2 separate regions of the Homo sapiens genome follow, and region 2 is linked to region 1. A link is a loop called in an ENCODE intact Hi-C map of the cell type or tissue named here. Cell type or tissue: PC-3. All regions are shown on one strand. Links, peaks and the distances in the headings refer to the core of each region. The heading gives the core; the rest is flanking DNA.

The links. Hi-C counts contacts between places; a loop is a spot of excess contacts. Peaks named below come from ENCODE experiments on the same cell type or tissue, not always from the same donor. Only the 100,000 strongest peaks of a DNase experiment are listed, where the experiment ranks them.
Region 2: it touches region 1 in a loop (2.7-fold over the local background); 3 of 110 quality-filtered maps call a loop at or near these places.

What each region holds. Positions count from the first base shown.
Region 1 is chr5:62,593,522-62,601,869 of GRCh38, forward strand. IPO11 (importin 11) reads left to right here. Exons shown (of 30, transcript NM_016338.5): 29 at 8,243-8,327. IPO11-LRRC70 (IPO11-LRRC70 readthrough) reads left to right here. Exons shown (of 4, transcript NR_073584.1): 3 at 8,243-8,327. Among named protein-coding and RNA genes, the nearest start is that of LRRC70, 19 kb to the left of the region's middle. In PC-3, for the core only: no CTCF peak of the experiment used is centred there; no DNase peak of the experiment used is centred there; H3K27ac peaks cover 836 bases.
Region 2 is chr5:62,470,158-62,478,505 of GRCh38, forward strand. It overlaps IPO11 (importin 11), which reads left to right. Exons shown (of 30, transcript NM_016338.5): 7 at 93-151; 8 at 4,259-4,307; 9 at 6,526-6,596. Among named protein-coding and RNA genes, the nearest start is that of IPO11, 62 kb to the left of the region's middle. In PC-3, for the core only: no CTCF peak of the experiment used is centred there; a DNase peak (open chromatin) is centred at 5,124; H3K27ac peaks cover 541 bases.

The DNA of each region.
Region 1 (8,348 bases), core at 246-8,245:
CACAGCAGATTTGTGGAAGAGTCAAGATGAGTCAAGGTCTCCATGTGCCAAGCTCAGCCATGAAGAAAAAGTTTTGTTTTGGAAGAGGGAATATGTTGGAAGTAAGGAAAACAAACCAGTTTTAGGATCCCAGCTAAAAGGCCTAGACTTGAGCATTAGTATTGATGAGTAGCTGGAACATATCTGACCACTGGTTTCTTTTATCCCCAGAATTGTTTGGTGATTTCTTTTTATTCTGGGGTGGTACTTTGCATATAGAAACACAGTTGAGAAATAAATTACCAAGAGATACACTTTTCTGTGTCTCTGTTTCAAAGAGTGGTTAGACTAGATCTCTATTAAATCTTCCTACATTATAATTCTATGAATTAAATAGAGTTCTATAAGTTACAGTCCATGAGACTATAAGGCATAAATAAACTTTCAGAAATGCCTGTGTGAGAAACATAAAATACATACTTATGTAGCTAACTTGGCTTTCAACTTCCCCTTCCTGTTTATTTAAACAGTTTATTCAAAAAAGTTAATCTTTCTGGTTCTGTTGAATTCTTATTATAGTCTCTTAACTGAGTGAATTGGAAAAAAGGAAGAAAACTCTATTTCCTTCACCTACATCAGTAGTGTACTAGGGTTCTCCAGAGAAACAGAACCAACAGGAGACAAAAATATGTATATATAAAGAAATTGATTGTAAGGAATTGGCTCACATGATTATGGAGGCTGAGGAGTTCAAAATCTACCATCAGCAAGCTTAGGACCCATGAGAGCCCATGATGTAAGTCTGAGGTATAAATCTGATCATGTCCCTCCAGTGTGGAAATCACCAGTGGACCTCCATTGAGTACAGAATACAGTCCACAGTTCTTTGTATTTCACAAAGGTTACTTAACTGGTTGGCTCTGAAGACGGAAGAAGTACAGTGTCCCAGCTTGAAGCAGCCAGAGGATGAATTCTTCCTCATCCAGTCAGTTTTATTCAGGCTTTCAGTGGATTGACTGAGGTCTACCCACATGGGGAGGGCAAACTGCTTTACCCAGTTTATAGATTCAAATGCTAATCTCATGCAGAAACAGGCTCGCTGATACACCCAGAGTAATGTTTAACCAGATTGCTGGGCACTCAGTATCTCAGTCAAGTTGACACAAAATTAGCCATCACACTAAGAAAGCCTTGTTGACAGATCATCTTTTTATTCAAACTGTTTACACCAGGCACTGTGTAGTGTGAGGAAGCAACTGAGTCTCTCACCTGAGAGAGCCCACAACCTAGAAGGGGAGACAGGGACCAATGGAGCAATACCAGGTGCAAGAGAGAAAGGAGTCCAGGGAAACTGAGAATCATTCTTAAGGATATGTAGTGGATTGGAGCCAACTAGTTAAGTAACCTTTGTGAAATACAAAGAATTGTGGTCTGTATTCTGTAGTCAATGGAGGTCTCCTGGTGATTTCCACACCGGAGGGACATGATCAGATTTATACTTAGAAAGGTCACTTTGATGCATTGTGGAGGACGACAGAAGGGGTAGATGCTGGTGCGTGGTCTCAGACCAGTGGAACAACCTGGAATGCATGTTAGAAATGCAGATTCTCCTTCCTCAGTGCAGACTCATTATTCAGAATCTTTGGGGGTCACACAGTAGAATCTGCATTGCAAACAGGAACTGTGATGTTTCATATACACTGTAAATGAGAACCTACTGCTGTGGAAGTGGGAAAACCATTTAGGTAGCTGTTAAAGTAGTCTTATCTTGGTGAGTGGTGATGAGATGAATTTGAGATATATTTTGGAGGAAGGATTAGCAGGAAATGGGGACAGGTAGGTATGGCTAAAGAGGATTGAAAGGTGTTTACAGTTTGGGTGACATATGACATACACATGCATATATAATTTTTAAAAATAGTTGTGCTTATACCTGTAGCCTATGCTTATTTTTATACCTTGATTTGTCCTCATAACATATTGAACAGGCATTTTAAAATTTAAACAACATTCTGTGTGGAAAAAAATGGAAATGGGCTTTTATTTTCCCTTCTAATGATCCCTCTTTTTTTAAAGTTAGAAAAGTTTTATCTTCCAAGATAAATGGATAGTCAACAGTTGCCTATTAACGTTGATACTAGTATTTCTTCAGAGTTGTACAGAAAATGAATTCTTTTGGAAGAAAGAAGAATTCCATTTTGAGAGTTGAAGAATGTGTTTATTTGTTGGGGTTTTGTTGGTGGGTTTGTGGTTTGGTTGGTTTTTGTTTTTATTATTTTTTTAGCTAGAGTTTTTATTAAGCCAAGAAAATACATTGATGGGGCTAGAGATTTGCCTTCTTTGCTTTCTGCTTGTCTGGTTAGAGTATTTCTCTTTTATTTCCTTCAATAATATTTTTGTTGAAAGGAATATTGGGAAATGAAATTGACAATCCCTTACCAAGGTTTGGGAAGTAAAAAGGAAGAAAGAATTTAGTGGCCCGGCGCGGTGGCTCATGCCTGTAATCCTAGCACTTTAGGAGGCCGAGACGGTAGAATCGCTTGAGCCCAGGAGTTGGAGACCAGCCCTGGCAACATAGTGAGACCCTGTCTCTATTAAAAAAAAAAAAAAAATTGAAAATCAGCCAGGCACATGCCTTTAGTCCCTGCTTAGCAGCTGCTTGGGAGGCTGAGGTGGGAAGATTGCTTGAGCCTGAGACATCGAGGCTGCAGTGAGCTGTGATTGCACCACTACACTCCAGCTTGGGTGACAGACCAAGGCCCTGTCTCAAAAAAAAAAAAAAAGAATTTAGCCAGCATTTTAAGAAGCCTAGAGGCACTAAAATTTGACTAGAAAATGACTCATAAATTGTTTTTATAGCTAGAAAGTACAAAACATACCAAGTATAAAGGAAATAGTCTTATTTGAAACTATTCTGTAGTCAGTGGAGGTCCACTGGTGATTTCCACACTGGAGGGACATAATCAGATTTATACTTAGAAAGGTCACTTTGGTCCATTGTGGAGGAAGACTGGCGGGGTAGATGTTGGTGAGTGGTCTCAGACCAGTAGAACAGCCTGGGATTCTAAAAGTTAAAATTTGGCTTTTATAAGGACTTTTTTCTCCTTCACTCAATACATTGACCCACTGAACGGCTCTTCAGAATAGAATAGAGAATACTAGAAGAAATGTTGGTTCCTGGATTCTGACATCTGTATATTATCTTAACTTGTGTAGATCCTAGTGACCTCCTTAGGAAGTCTCTCTCTCTTCAGTTTTCCCCCTCTGATCCATTCTGCCCCACTTAAAATTAAAAGCTGAGTTTCTTACAGGATCAAGTTAATGGGGCTCTATTCTGTGCTGACTCAGACACCAGCTTTCTCTCTTGTCTCCCTGGATTCTTCATCATTCTGCAAACATGCCATACACTTATGGCTTGACTAATAATATTTCTGCTCCTTGGTGTGTCAAGCCCTTATCCTCCTTCGCAAATATCTACCTCTAAAATTGCATTCCAGGCTTATAGGAAGAATTCATTCCATCTTTCCCTGTTTCTTCATGGCACTTTGTCTTTACTGCTAATATACAATATTTAGTTGCTTATATTCAGTCTAGTGACGGTAAGAGGATTTGAGACAGTGCAAAAGAAAGCACATGCTCATTATAACAGAAAACTATTAACATAGGATTGAAGGGATTTAAATAAGAAACCTTGATTTGGGAAACCTGTGGCATCAGGATATAAAACTTAGCTATATGCTTTCTAATTACCAGGATAAAAAAAAGAAACATTAGGAATTACATGGGTCTTATTTTCAAGTAGAAGAAAGTAGGTTTATCAGGTGTTAAACTTAAGACAAATTCAATTTAACAGAGTTTGATTAAGCAAAGAATTGTTCACAAATTGGGCAGCCCCCAGAACCAGAATTGGTTCACAGTGTCTTCAGGGCTGTACCTGGTCAGATAATATTTATGAGCAGAAACGGGAAAGTGAGGTACAGAAAAGGGAAATAGGGTACTGAAACAGCTGGATTGGTTACAGCTCAGCATTTGCCTTATTTGGACACATGTTCAACAGTTGGCCACCTATGATTGGCTAAAACTCTGATTAGTACAAGAAAAGATTACAATCTCTACACTTCCAGTTAGGTTACACTTTACTGTGTACGAAGAGACCTTCAGGCTGAACTTAAAATGTGTGAGGAAGAAACTTTAGGCTAAATGTAATTTAACACAGGAGAGGGAGACTCATAATATTTCTTCTCACTGAGTTGTCATGCCCTGAGCCCAGAAGTGCATTTTTTATTAATATTTATATAAGTGACTATACAAGGACTGTCCGTTTTAACAATAAAGAATTAGTTGTTTCTGATACACTAATGACTGTAGGTAAGTGACTCCAGGATTAGCTGACTGTGGCCTTAGCAACATCATCAAAGCCTGAGTTTTTTTCTACTCCATCCCCTCAGCATATTAACCTCATCTGCAGGCTACCATTCCTCATCGATAAAAAGTAGTTCTAGGCATTACAGTTCATGACAATGCCACTGACAGATAAGTAATCTTCTTCCTTATGTCTTTTTTAAGATCAAGGCAATCCTTTTCTGGAAATCATTGCATTAGATGTCTTCTTATGTCTAATTGGCCAGAATTCCTTAAACATTCTCCTGCTGAAAGTAATCATTGACCAGGGGAATGGGATCTCCATGATTGCTTATTGAACTACTGGCACTGGGGGGCTGGGATCAGCTTTTTCTGAAACAGTGGTAGCATGGGAAAAGAGGATAACTGTACAGATTCAGGGTTCAATTAGGAAAGAGGCTGATTATATAGGTCCACTACAGAGACCAACTGAACAATGTCAGTTTTGTCTTATGTGAAACGACCCATAAATTGTTTGCTTGCTTGCTTGCTTTCTTTCTTTCTTTCTTTCTTTCTTTCTTTCTTTCTTTCTCTCTCTCTCTCTCTCTCTCTCTCTCTCTCTCTCTCTCTCTCTCTCTCTCTCTCTCTCTCTCTTTCTTTCTTTCTTTCTTTCTTTCTTTCTTTCTTTTCTTTCTTTTCTTTCTTTTCTTTCTTTTTTTTTTTTATGGAGTCTTGCCCTGTTGCCCAGCCTGGAGTGCAGTGGTGTGATCTCGGCTCATTGCAACCTCTGCCTACCAGGTTCAAGCAGTTCTCTCATCTCAGCCTCCCGAGTAGCTGGGATTACAGGCACGTGCCACCACGCCTGGCTAATTATTGTATTTTTAGTAGAAATGGGGTTTCACTATGTTGGCCAGGCTGGTCTTGAACTCCTGACCTCAAGTGATCTGCTTGCCACAGACTCCCAAAGTGCTGGGATTACAGGTGTGACCCACCGCACCTGGCCCATAAATCATTTCTTATATCAGCCTAGCTGAAAGTCAGTTACATAGCCATAAAAAAAATCATTATTAAACAATTTATTGGAGGCCAGAGGTAAAAAAATATAAGTAGGAAGCGTTTTGGTGGTTTGCCCTAACATAGAATGGGGGTTAACAAAGTGTGTGTCCCCCACAACTTCCTCAACAACATTAGCATCAACATGACGGAGGAAATGATGAGAAACCATCACAGAGGAACTTGTGAGACATGCAGATTCTCAGGCTCCATCAAACTCTACTGAATTAGACACTATGGGAGTGGGGCCCAACTGTGCTTTAACAAAGCCCTTCAAGTGGTTGAGCTGAAAACTCAAGTTTGAGAATCGCTGATATTGGACATTAAGAAAATGACTGGAATACTTGGCCTTTGCCCCAACTATCCCTCCTGTGCACACAGATGGGCTCCAGGTAGAGTGGAACTAAGCTTTTTTTAGACAATTGCACTTATTCTGTTCAGGTGCTAGAATAAGGGCAATTTTAAAGCATCCAAATTTGATACCCTGAAGTAGAGAAAAGTTCATTTAGACAACAAAAATTTTGAGGAAAAATACTGTTTATCAGCGCTCAATGAATGTTTGTAAATTCAGCCTTTTCTCATCTGTAAAATGGCTGAATTACTTAGGGCAGAGTTTATATAGATTAAATGAAAGTATTACTACAAGTACCTTTAAACCCAGAAATGACTTAAAAGGTTTCATTTTTTCATGCTAACACCTGTTGGTTCTGTTTAGCTGGTTGAAGTTTCTTCTTGAGAAAGATTCTTATTTAGCAGGCTGGAGTGCCTGGATCTATTCGGTGATTTCTGCCTTGAGTTTAGAATGGAGGAGTGGCCACTTATATTCACGTTAGTCATTCCTATTTTAAACTGTTGTGTTTACTGTTTTATTAGTATAACTATTACTGCATGCACAGTCTACACACTTCAGTTTATTAGAAATCTGTTAATTCTTACGTATCTTTTATGTAAAGCGTGATTGTCTATCTTTAATCTTTATCAACAAAATGAGATTTGACTTTTAGTTGGAAATTTTCCTGCAGGACAGTTTTAGCTTTGGGCTTTTCAGTATTCTGTTATTTGTCTAGTTTTTGGTCAGTGAAAGAAGTAAAATCTGTATATATGTAACTCCAGAGTATACTCTAATATTAATGTGATAAATCTTCTTTTTTTGGGGGTGGGGGAGACAGAATCTTGCTCTGTTGCCCAGTCTGGAGTGCAGTGGCACGATCTTGGCTCACTGCAACCTCCACCTCGTGGGTTCAGGCAATTTCTCCCATCTCAGCCTGCCAAGTAGCTGAGATTACAGGAGCCTGCCACCACGCCTGGCTAGTTTTTGTATTTTTTCTTTTAGTAAACAAGGGGCTTCACCATGTTGTCCAGGTTGGTCTCGAGCTTCTGACCTCAGGGGATTCACCCACCTCAGCCTCCCAAAGTGCTGGGATTACAGGTGTATGCCACCATGCCCAGTCTTAATATGATAAATCTTTTAATTTAGGGAGGCAGAACAGAGAGCATTCACTATATGAGTAAGTTAACAGATTTTGGAATGCAGTGGAAGAATTTGATGCAGAATAAAGCATGCTTTCATGCAGATCCATAGTCATTGCAGTTAGAATTCAGGTCTGCAACAGACATAAATTGGCTAGTGTAAAGAAACCCCATATTATTATTCAGTTCTAAAATACAAACTGGGATGTAGACCTTTTTAAGACACTTCACTTTATTAAATAGCTTTTGGGTTGATAGAGTAATGTAATTTTCTTACTTTGTGTCAGAGTCCATTGGCCAGCTACTTGTACTACACTGTATTATATCATGGCAGACAAAAGCATTGCAGCCCCAGGTCAAGGCCATGCAGTGAGTTAGGGATTGAGTTCCTGCCGTTTTTCAGGACTTCTGATTTCTAGCCTAAGGTTCTTACTCTTTGATCCCACCAGTGGGCACTGACTGGATCAGAGGCAGTCACTCCAAACATTGCTTTTTTAATGGTAGGAAATAGAAACGAAAGACACTTGTTTCCACTGCAAGAATGAGCCTGATCAAGTTTTCTGGTATCCGCACCTGTGTTAGTTCTGTATTAAAAGCTGTTTACACAGCTGAGTCAGGAATTGTCCTTCACCTGTACTTGCTACAAAACAAGAGAACCCAAACTTTCTTTGCCACTGTTTATTGGTTAGGAACCTATGATCATGCTGATAAATTACTGAATTCTCCTGTTACAAGTTAGGAAACAGTGGGATTGTTCCATCAGTTTGATTCACTAGACAGTGTTGATTTCTGGTCTCCCTGGAACCATTGTTGACTGAACAGGAAACTGTTTCTGTTACCTCTGCTAATAGTAAAGAGCATGGTGCAGATATTCAAAATAAAATGATTTATAACTACCCAGAAGGTACAAGTGCTATCAGGACAAGTTCCTCATAGCACAGTCATGTCATTTGGAACACAAGGTAGATTGTTACATAATTAATATGTTTGTGATATTTAAATTATTGCATGTATAAAATTCTGTAGATGTGAAAATTATGGGGAAAAATAAGTATTTTAAGAGTTTATGTCATTTTTAAATAACATATAAAGTGTATACATGCATTACTTTGTCAGCTGATGGTTCATTGTTTCAGAAGTGGCGTATAAATAAATTACTAACTGAAATGCCCAAGTAAAATGCTCTAAAATGTTTTAGTGTGGCCCTTTTTATAGTGAGATATCTTTTCATAATTCAAAAATTTTGTTAAATTTTAAATTATCTAGTCTTTTTCTCACATTTTGGTGTGAAAAACTAAGAACATAGAATTATTCATGTTCTTAGTGATTTTAAGGACTTATTTTTAAGTGTATTATAGACATTTTTATTTAAAACATGTTTTTTAAAAAATTATTATAGCTGTATGTTGATGTCTCATCTTGAGGAACCAAAAGTAACAGAAGATGAAGAACCACCCACAGAACAAGATAAGAGGAAAAAGATGGTAAGTTATAAAAGTAGCTTG
Region 2 (8,348 bases), core at 179-8,178, 120 kb before region 1:
TTGATTAAGTTTTGCAATTCTGAATCTTTCTTGTGATTGTAATTTTAGTAGGATAAAATAAGATTCAAGTAAAGCTTGCTTTTGCTTTTCAGTGCTGCGTAAGTTAACTGTTAATGGATTTGTGGAACCTCATAAGAATATGGAGGTGATGGTAAGTGATCGAAGAAATTTGCTGTGACTTTGGGAAAGTGGTATTTTCCTGAATGTTTGAAAGAGTGCTCTTTTTATTTGGCATTCAATTAGAAGAGTTTTTATTAAGTGACCATCTAGTTTTTTACCATTCTGACTTTTAGACTTCTGGTCTGTTTTCACTACATCAAAGTGGCTGTTGTGTGAAGGAGAGGAAATAGGCCTAGGATATTTCTCAAGGATGCCATGGTACATTGAGAGTGTTAATTTGAATTTAAATTAAAATGAACTCCTGTGAATTTGAATGCTATTATAACATTACCAGGTACATTGTAAATAGTTTTTTATATACTTAATATTTTCCTTTGTTTTTATGTATTTAAAATAAATTTGTTTTTTTCTGTCTGATCATTACATTAATACATGCTGTTCACAATCAATTAAAAAAATAAATATATAAGAGAAAAACCTTGTCAATAAATCGATCATAAGTTGTGATATATATTCATTGTCTGTAGATAGCCATCTTCTTTTTTTTTTTTTTTTTTTTTTTTTTTTTGAGACAGAGTCTCGCTCTGTCACCCAGGCTGGAGTGCAGTGGTGCAGTCTTGGGTCTCTGCAACCTCTGCCTCCTGGGTTCAAGCAGTTCTCCTGCCTCAGCCTCCCAAGTCACTGGGATTACAGGCATGCACCACCATGCCCAGCTAATTTTTGTATTTTTAGTAGAGACGAAGTTTTACCATTTCTGCCAGGCTGGTCTTGAACTCCTGGCCTCAAGTGATCTGCCCTTTTTGGCTTCCGAAAGTGCTGGGATTACAGGCTTGGCCGTGCTTGGCCTAGTTGCATTTCTTTTTTTTTTTTTTAAAATAAATGAAATGGCATTTTATTATACTTAGATTTGTGTTAGAATTCACAGTAAGTTTAGCTCAGGTAAAACATTGCTTTTTGTAAGTCGCTTTGGGGGTTGCTCAGGAGTTGAGGAAAAAACAAATCTAATTGGGTCTTTGGGTCTCCCCTACTAGATTTGACCAGAGCCATTAAAAAAAATAGTATTTTTTGTATATTGAGGTTTGATTGAAGTAATTGTTCTATTGTTAAATGAGTTTAAAACCCATAATATACATCATCATAATGTGATGGTTATTTCATTTTATGAAAATTGACATGCTTTTTTTTAAGTTAAAAATTTCAGGAAAAGAAACTAAAAAATCATTCATAATCTTACTCTTCAGAGATACTGCTAAAGTTTATAAATATCCTTGAAGACATTTTATGCATATTATTCTGGATAGACCTTCTCACTCAATTTGATACAAATGGGATCATATTTACATGTCGTTTCCTTACTTTTTAAAAACAAACTCAGCATATTACATATATTTTTCCATTGTCAGTTATATTGTTACATGTTATTTTTAAAATGATTGTATGGTACATTCATATGATTAGTGTCAGTAGACTAATTTTTTAAAAAAGAGATATTAATATAGGATTCTTATAATGTACTTACACAATTGTCTGTTGACGGACATACAGGTTCTCAGTTTTTCATTTTTGATAAAAGATATGGACTGATCATTTGGGTAACTGTTATGTGGTTTTCTAATCTCTTTAGGATAAATTCCTAGAATTGAAAATGTTGGGTTAAGCATATGCCCCTCCACAGTATTGATACATATTACCAAATTGCTGAAAGATAATGTCAAGCCTCGATTTAAATCCAGATACATTTCGATTGCCATGCTGCCAAAAAAGATTTTCGAGAAACCAACTTGACAACTCCTTTTCAATTCCCTAACTAGAATGTATAAATTCCATGAAGGGAGGGGCTTTGTTTTATTCGCTGTGACTCGGAGCTTGGAACAGTCTTTTCTGTATAGTAAATGCTCAATAGTTGTTTGTTTAATGAATAAATCCTTTATGGTAGAAGCAATATGTCAAAGTCTCAGGAATTATATGCAATATTACTCTCATTATATTAACCAGAATATTATGTTTATCTTTTTTTAAGTGAAAATGAATTGATTTGATTTATATTCCTATAAGGTGAAATAGTAGTTTGCACTGGCTGTCATCGATATTTTGTGAGCTTTGGCTTTCCCTTGAGAGTTTTCTGGTTGCATAAATCACATGTCAACCTTTACTCAGTTATAAATGCCTTATTGTAGCAATTAAGTACATCAGTCAATTAGAGGATAAAATGTTAACAAATTAAAGACAACATTTCAAATAATATAAAAATCTTTTTTTTTTTTTTTTTTGAGACAGTCTCACTCTGTCGCGCAGGCTGGAGTGCAATGGCGTGATCTCGGCTCACTGCAACCTCTGCCTCCCAAGGTCAAGCGATTCTCCTGCCTCAGCCTCTTGAGTAGCTGGGGTTACAGGTGCCTGCCACCATGCCCAGCTAAGTTTTTGTATTTTTGGTAGAGACGGGGTTTCACAATGTTGGCCAGGCTGGTCTCGAACTCCTGACCTCAGTTGATCCACCCGCCTCGGCCTCCCAAAGTTCTGGGATTACAGGCGTGAGCCACCACACTTGGCTTAAAAATCTTAAAAATAACAGAGAGCTTAAAAGATGCTAAAGAAAAGATATATGACAGTGGTGAGATTCTGGGCCCTGAAGGCAGGCACAGTGATAATGATGGCTTTTAAAATCGATGGCCTTTATAATTTTCTACTTTCTTTGGAGAATAGGACTATTGGACCCTTTTATAAAGTTAACAGACTTATGGGATCTTGGTGACCTAATTCTTTTATAATTGAAACCTTTTGCTGTTTCATTGTTCTGTTGTTACTTTTCATTATCAATTATTGTCAACTATGCTTTAAAAAGACAGAAATAGTATGAAAATGGAAGATGATGCAGTAGTGAAGTTGTCATCCTGAAGTTTTCTTCTTTTTTTAAATTGTGTTGCCAATTAATTTAACCCAATTAAATTGTGTTAATTGTATTTCATCACGTTTCCAGAAGGTATAAAGGAAGACTGGAAACATTGATTTTACTCTGCTTTTAGCTTTTATTTAACAGTTGAGAATTCAGAATTTTACATTTTCTGCTTGAAATGACAGAGAGAAGGAAGGAAATTGACAGAGGAAGAGGTTTACTAGTTTTTTGATGAGTCAGTGGATGGATATTGAGAGTCTGAGAGCAGTACTCTTGACTCTAATGTTAACAATGAAATTGTCTAAGGAAAATCTCAGACACTAAGTCTTCAGATAATGGTATCCTAGTTGAATTTTCTCAAACTCAAGAATTGATCAATGAACAATATATTTGATAGAGAGGAATTGTGGCATTCTAGAGTTAATTATTTTCCAGGAAAGCCATCATCATCCAGTATTTCATGACAAATGAGACTACCTCATTTGCTAATTGAGTGTGTGACATCTTTTATGATGTTTATACACCAACATTTATTGATACAAAGATGTCTTCTATGCTTAAATTCTTATTAAAATTTTTAAGTTTTTTTCACTATTTCTTTATATTTATTCCTGTTAATTATTCAAAACATATCTTAGAATATGTTTTCAAAAAAAGGGTCCATTAGACCTAGCTGGTATATGTTGATGCCTATCTAATACTAGTATCTGAGGACCAATGTGTCATATACTTGAAGTTAAGAACTGTGGTGTAAATAATTGGTACCATGTGTTCATTTTTTGAATACTTATTATTGCCAAACGATGTTTCAGGATTCTGGATAAAGCAGTAAACAGAGCAAAGTTCTGGCTCTCAAGGAGCTTATATTCTAATGGGAGGAGCCACATAATAAATGGACAAGTGCAGTATTTCAAGGGATTTAAAGCCTGTGAAGAAAAATTAAAGCAGTAAGGAGAATAGAGAGTGTTTAGTGAAACAGGATGCTTAAAAAGTAATTTTTTATTCATTGCAAAGTGATTTATGTAACTAAATGAGATATTGAAGGGATGAAATACTATAGTTATTTTCCTGTGGACGACTTGTTTATAATAGTGAACTGTTTTTTGCTTAACTAATTTTAACTTATTTTTCTTCGGCTAATTTTTTTAAGTGATGTGATAGATTTGTTTTGGTATCCCTGAAAAAGATACAAGGTAAATGTTTATAACAATAAATTGAGATATTTAAAATAATATTCTTTTCTAGGGTTTTTTACATGGAATATTTGAACGTCTAAAACAGTTTCTGGAATGCAGTAAGTACTTTCGTTGCAGTCCTTTTTACTGTAGAATTTTTATTCATTAGTAGCTTATTCATTCATTAATAGCTAGGATTAATGAGGGATTAATAGATGCTTATTCATTAATAGCTTCTGTTGCACACTTATAAATCTAGAGAAAGTGTCTTGTCCAATTGCTCCCTGAGTGAGCACTTGATAGCTGCAGAGATCCTATATGTAGCTAAAATGAGTATTTTGTATCAACTTTCTGAAGTTAGAAGCTTAGCTTTTGCCTCATATACAGAAGTCCCTCCTTGGACTACGAACCAAGACCTACAGCGGATGCCTGAAACCACAGATAGTACCAAACCCTTTGTGTACTATGCTTTTTTGAGCTAGTATCCAAAATGGCTACTAAGTGATTAACAGGCAGGTAGTGTATATAGCTGGTATTTGCTGGACAAAGGGAGGATTCTCGTCTGGGGCAGGACGGAGTGGGTCAGCTTGAGATTTATCTCCATACTCAGAATGGTGCACAATTGAAAACTTAAGAATTGTTTATTTCTGGAATTTTATATTTAATATTTTTGGATTGTGATTGACTGCAGGCACCTGATACTGAGGAAAGCAAAACTAAGAGGGGACTACTGTACTGGTAATGAGTGTAGAGGAATTTGCCTTGTTGCCAGGCTGGTCTCAAACTCCTGGGCTAAAGCGATCCGCCCACCTTTGTCTCCCAAAGTGTTGGAATTGCAGATATGAGCCACCTTGTCTGGCCAAAATAGATTTAAAAAAAAAGATTTCCCTGAGGCCAGGCGTGGTGACTCAACGCCTGTAACCCCAGCACTTTGGGAGGCCGAGGCGAGTGAGTCGCTTGAGCCCAGGAGTTGGAGACCAGCCTGGGCAACATGACGAAACCCTGTCTCTACAAAAAATATTAAAAAGTTAGCCAGGCATGATGGTGTGTGCCTGTAGTCCCAGTTACTCAGGACGGATTGATTGAGCCTGAGAGGTTGAGGCTGCAGTGAGCAGTGATCTCATCACTACACTTCAACCTGGGTGACAGAACAAACCCCATCTCAAGAAAAAAAAATTCTATTTTGTGTTCATTCCTCTTTCTGTATTTCTACTGCAGCTACCCCTTTCCAGGCAGATGTCCACAACAGTCATATGTTTAACAAATATTGTCTATAGACTATATGCCAAATCCTGTTTAGACTTCTTGTAGACTCTTTTCGCTTTTAGTATTTGTTGCATATCACTGTGATATAACTTTCTGTAACTGGCAGTTTGATTTTGTAAATCCCTTGTTCATTAACCTCCACTGGCTTATCTTTAGCATCCTTTGTTATTCACTACCCCATGTGAGAGACTATAGCATTTATATTTGTGTTGTATTTTACTGGTGGTCTGTTTGTTATCTTCTTCTTCCATGTGATTGTAAGCACCTTTATTTGGACATACACATGTGTGCACACACAAGTGTGTGTTTGTGTGTTTGGGGATTTGCTCTCCTGAGAAGATATCTTAGTCTACTCACTTTTAAGGAGCTACTGATTGTTTTATGTTAGTCAGTTTCAATTTAGTAAAACATTGTTGAGCCTGTGGGCAGACACTGTCCTGGGTACTATGCATGGAAAGATGAATAAGAATGTTCATATTGTGTAGTTACTATGTTTTCTAAAAATAGTCATTTTTCTCTGGCCATCCTTGTGGGCGTAGCAGAAGGAAGAATAAAAGCCCTTCCAGGAGAGAATAAGACAAATTAACAAACAGAATATGAAGAGTATTATTAGAGAGCAGATTAGCTGATGAGCTGGTGGACATTGTTCTGAATGTACAAAAAAAAATCGCCAGGGAAATTATCAGAATAAATTTGTCAGAAGATATAGGAAAAATGATAATGAGTGTGTTACTCCTTGACTACTTTATTTTACACATGTATGTTGCTTGAAAAATACTTCAACTGTGACATTTAGTTTTTAAATGTTATCCATGATTCATTGCTAAAACGACTATTCTTTTACTATAAAAGTGAGTTCAGTTCATATATTAGGGTTAATTTTATATAATATGGCACAGAGGGCTACTGTGTCTGTTACTCAGTGTAAATCTTGGTATTGCTTTTTAAATAATGAATTCATAATGCAAAATATGCAAAAATAAAACCAGCAATATTATTTTTGTAAAAATTTTGATGTTGTCTTGGTTGTGAACTTATTAACTTCTAATATTTGAAATGTATTTTTAACAGGTAGAAGTATAGGTACAGATAATGTGTGTAGAGATAGACTGGAAAAGACCATCATTCTTTTTACTAAAGTGGTAAGTTTTTTAAAAACTTGTTTTCTCAAATATAATACACATATTCAGATTTACAAAGGAAAATGATATTTTTATAACCATACATTTTCACTTTAGTGTAAGGAAACCTATGTTCTGACTCCTTATAGGAAAGCTAAAAATTGCTTTTATATGTACTTTAGAATGCATATAATAATTAAATTTACATACCATGTGTCATAGTGTAAGTCACCTTGGTACATGAAAAATAAATTCTAATAAATATTAGAGTATTTGATTCCTCTAAAGCTCATTATTCTTTGACCCACTGGAGAAAGTGGAGATAAAGAAGATAGCAGTGCAGTTCAGCTAGAAGTAGATCAAATGTAGCAGACAGGAAGTCAGTATATTCAGAATGACCATCAGACTATCTTCGTCCATACTAAGCATCTTTTGAGTGGAATTATAGGGGGTGCGCTGTGGTAGGCAGTGTGTATAATTACATTTTATAAAACATTAACTTTTAATGATATTTTGGTCTTGAAGGATTGGGAGAAGTGCAAATAATTGGGTTACAGCAGTTAGAAAGACCTAGCTTGGGGACTGCTTGCACTAAAATAGGTACTTGAAGACAGGTGGGAACAACTAAATCTGTAATCTATTTCCCTTTTTAATTAAAGATTCAATAATAGGGTAGGGGTTGCTTATTCCCTGGGAGGGGAGTAAAGGAGCAGAAATGAGCTGTTTTTTATCTTTGTGTTTTAGGTAGTAATTACCTTTAGTTTCAGTTGTCTTCGTTTCTCTTGTTCCAAGTAGCCTCAACAACAGAAGTTCACCTAATCTTCCAAGATACATTATAAAATTGACTAAGATTCTCTGTTTAAAAAAACACAAAGCAAAGTAAAACAGGATGATGTGCTTAGTCAAAGAGGACTATACAGTATATATCACTGACACTTGCCTGCGGCTCTGCTGCCTCACAGTCCCTACTCACTATATCAGTTACATAAGTAAAATTTAAAAAGCATTATTTAGATGATCTGTTTTAGAAAACACATTTATTTAGCTGTGAGATTTTTCAGTTCTTTCAACTCTTTCTTAAGGTAATGACATGGATAGATGGTATCTGTAATTTATTCTACTTAACATGTTGGAAGCAATTTCATTTATGAAATTCATATTTATGATCTCTAAGACTTTATTAAAGCTTTTTAAATTAGAACATTTCAAAATAGAATAAAGTTACTATAAATAGAATTGAGTAACTTTGAGTCTTCATGACATCATCACTCAGCAACAATTATCAACATATGGCCACAGTCAGTCTTACTTTGTCTGTGTGCTGCTTTCCCCTCCCACCCTTGCTGGTTATTTTAAATCGAATCCCAGATATTATCTAGTATTACCTGTAAATATTTGAGTGCGTGTCTTTAAGTGGTAGGGTTGTTTTGTTTTGTGTGTGTGTATTTTCTGAGATGGGGTCTGACTCTGTCACCCACGCTGGAGTGCAGTGGTGTGATCTTGACTCACTGCAGCCTCTGCCTTGTGGGCTCAAGTGATCCTTCCACCTCAGCCTCCTAAGTAGCTGGGACCAGAGGCACATGCCACCACGCCCAGCTAAATTTTTGTATTTTTGGTAGAGATAGGGTTTTGCCATGTTGCCCAGGCTGGTCTCGAACTTCTGGGCTCAAGTGATCCACCCACTGCCACCTCCCAAAGTGCTGGGATTACAGGCGTGAGCCACCACACCTGGCCTGTTTTATTTTTTTTAAATAGGATCTTAACACAATTTTA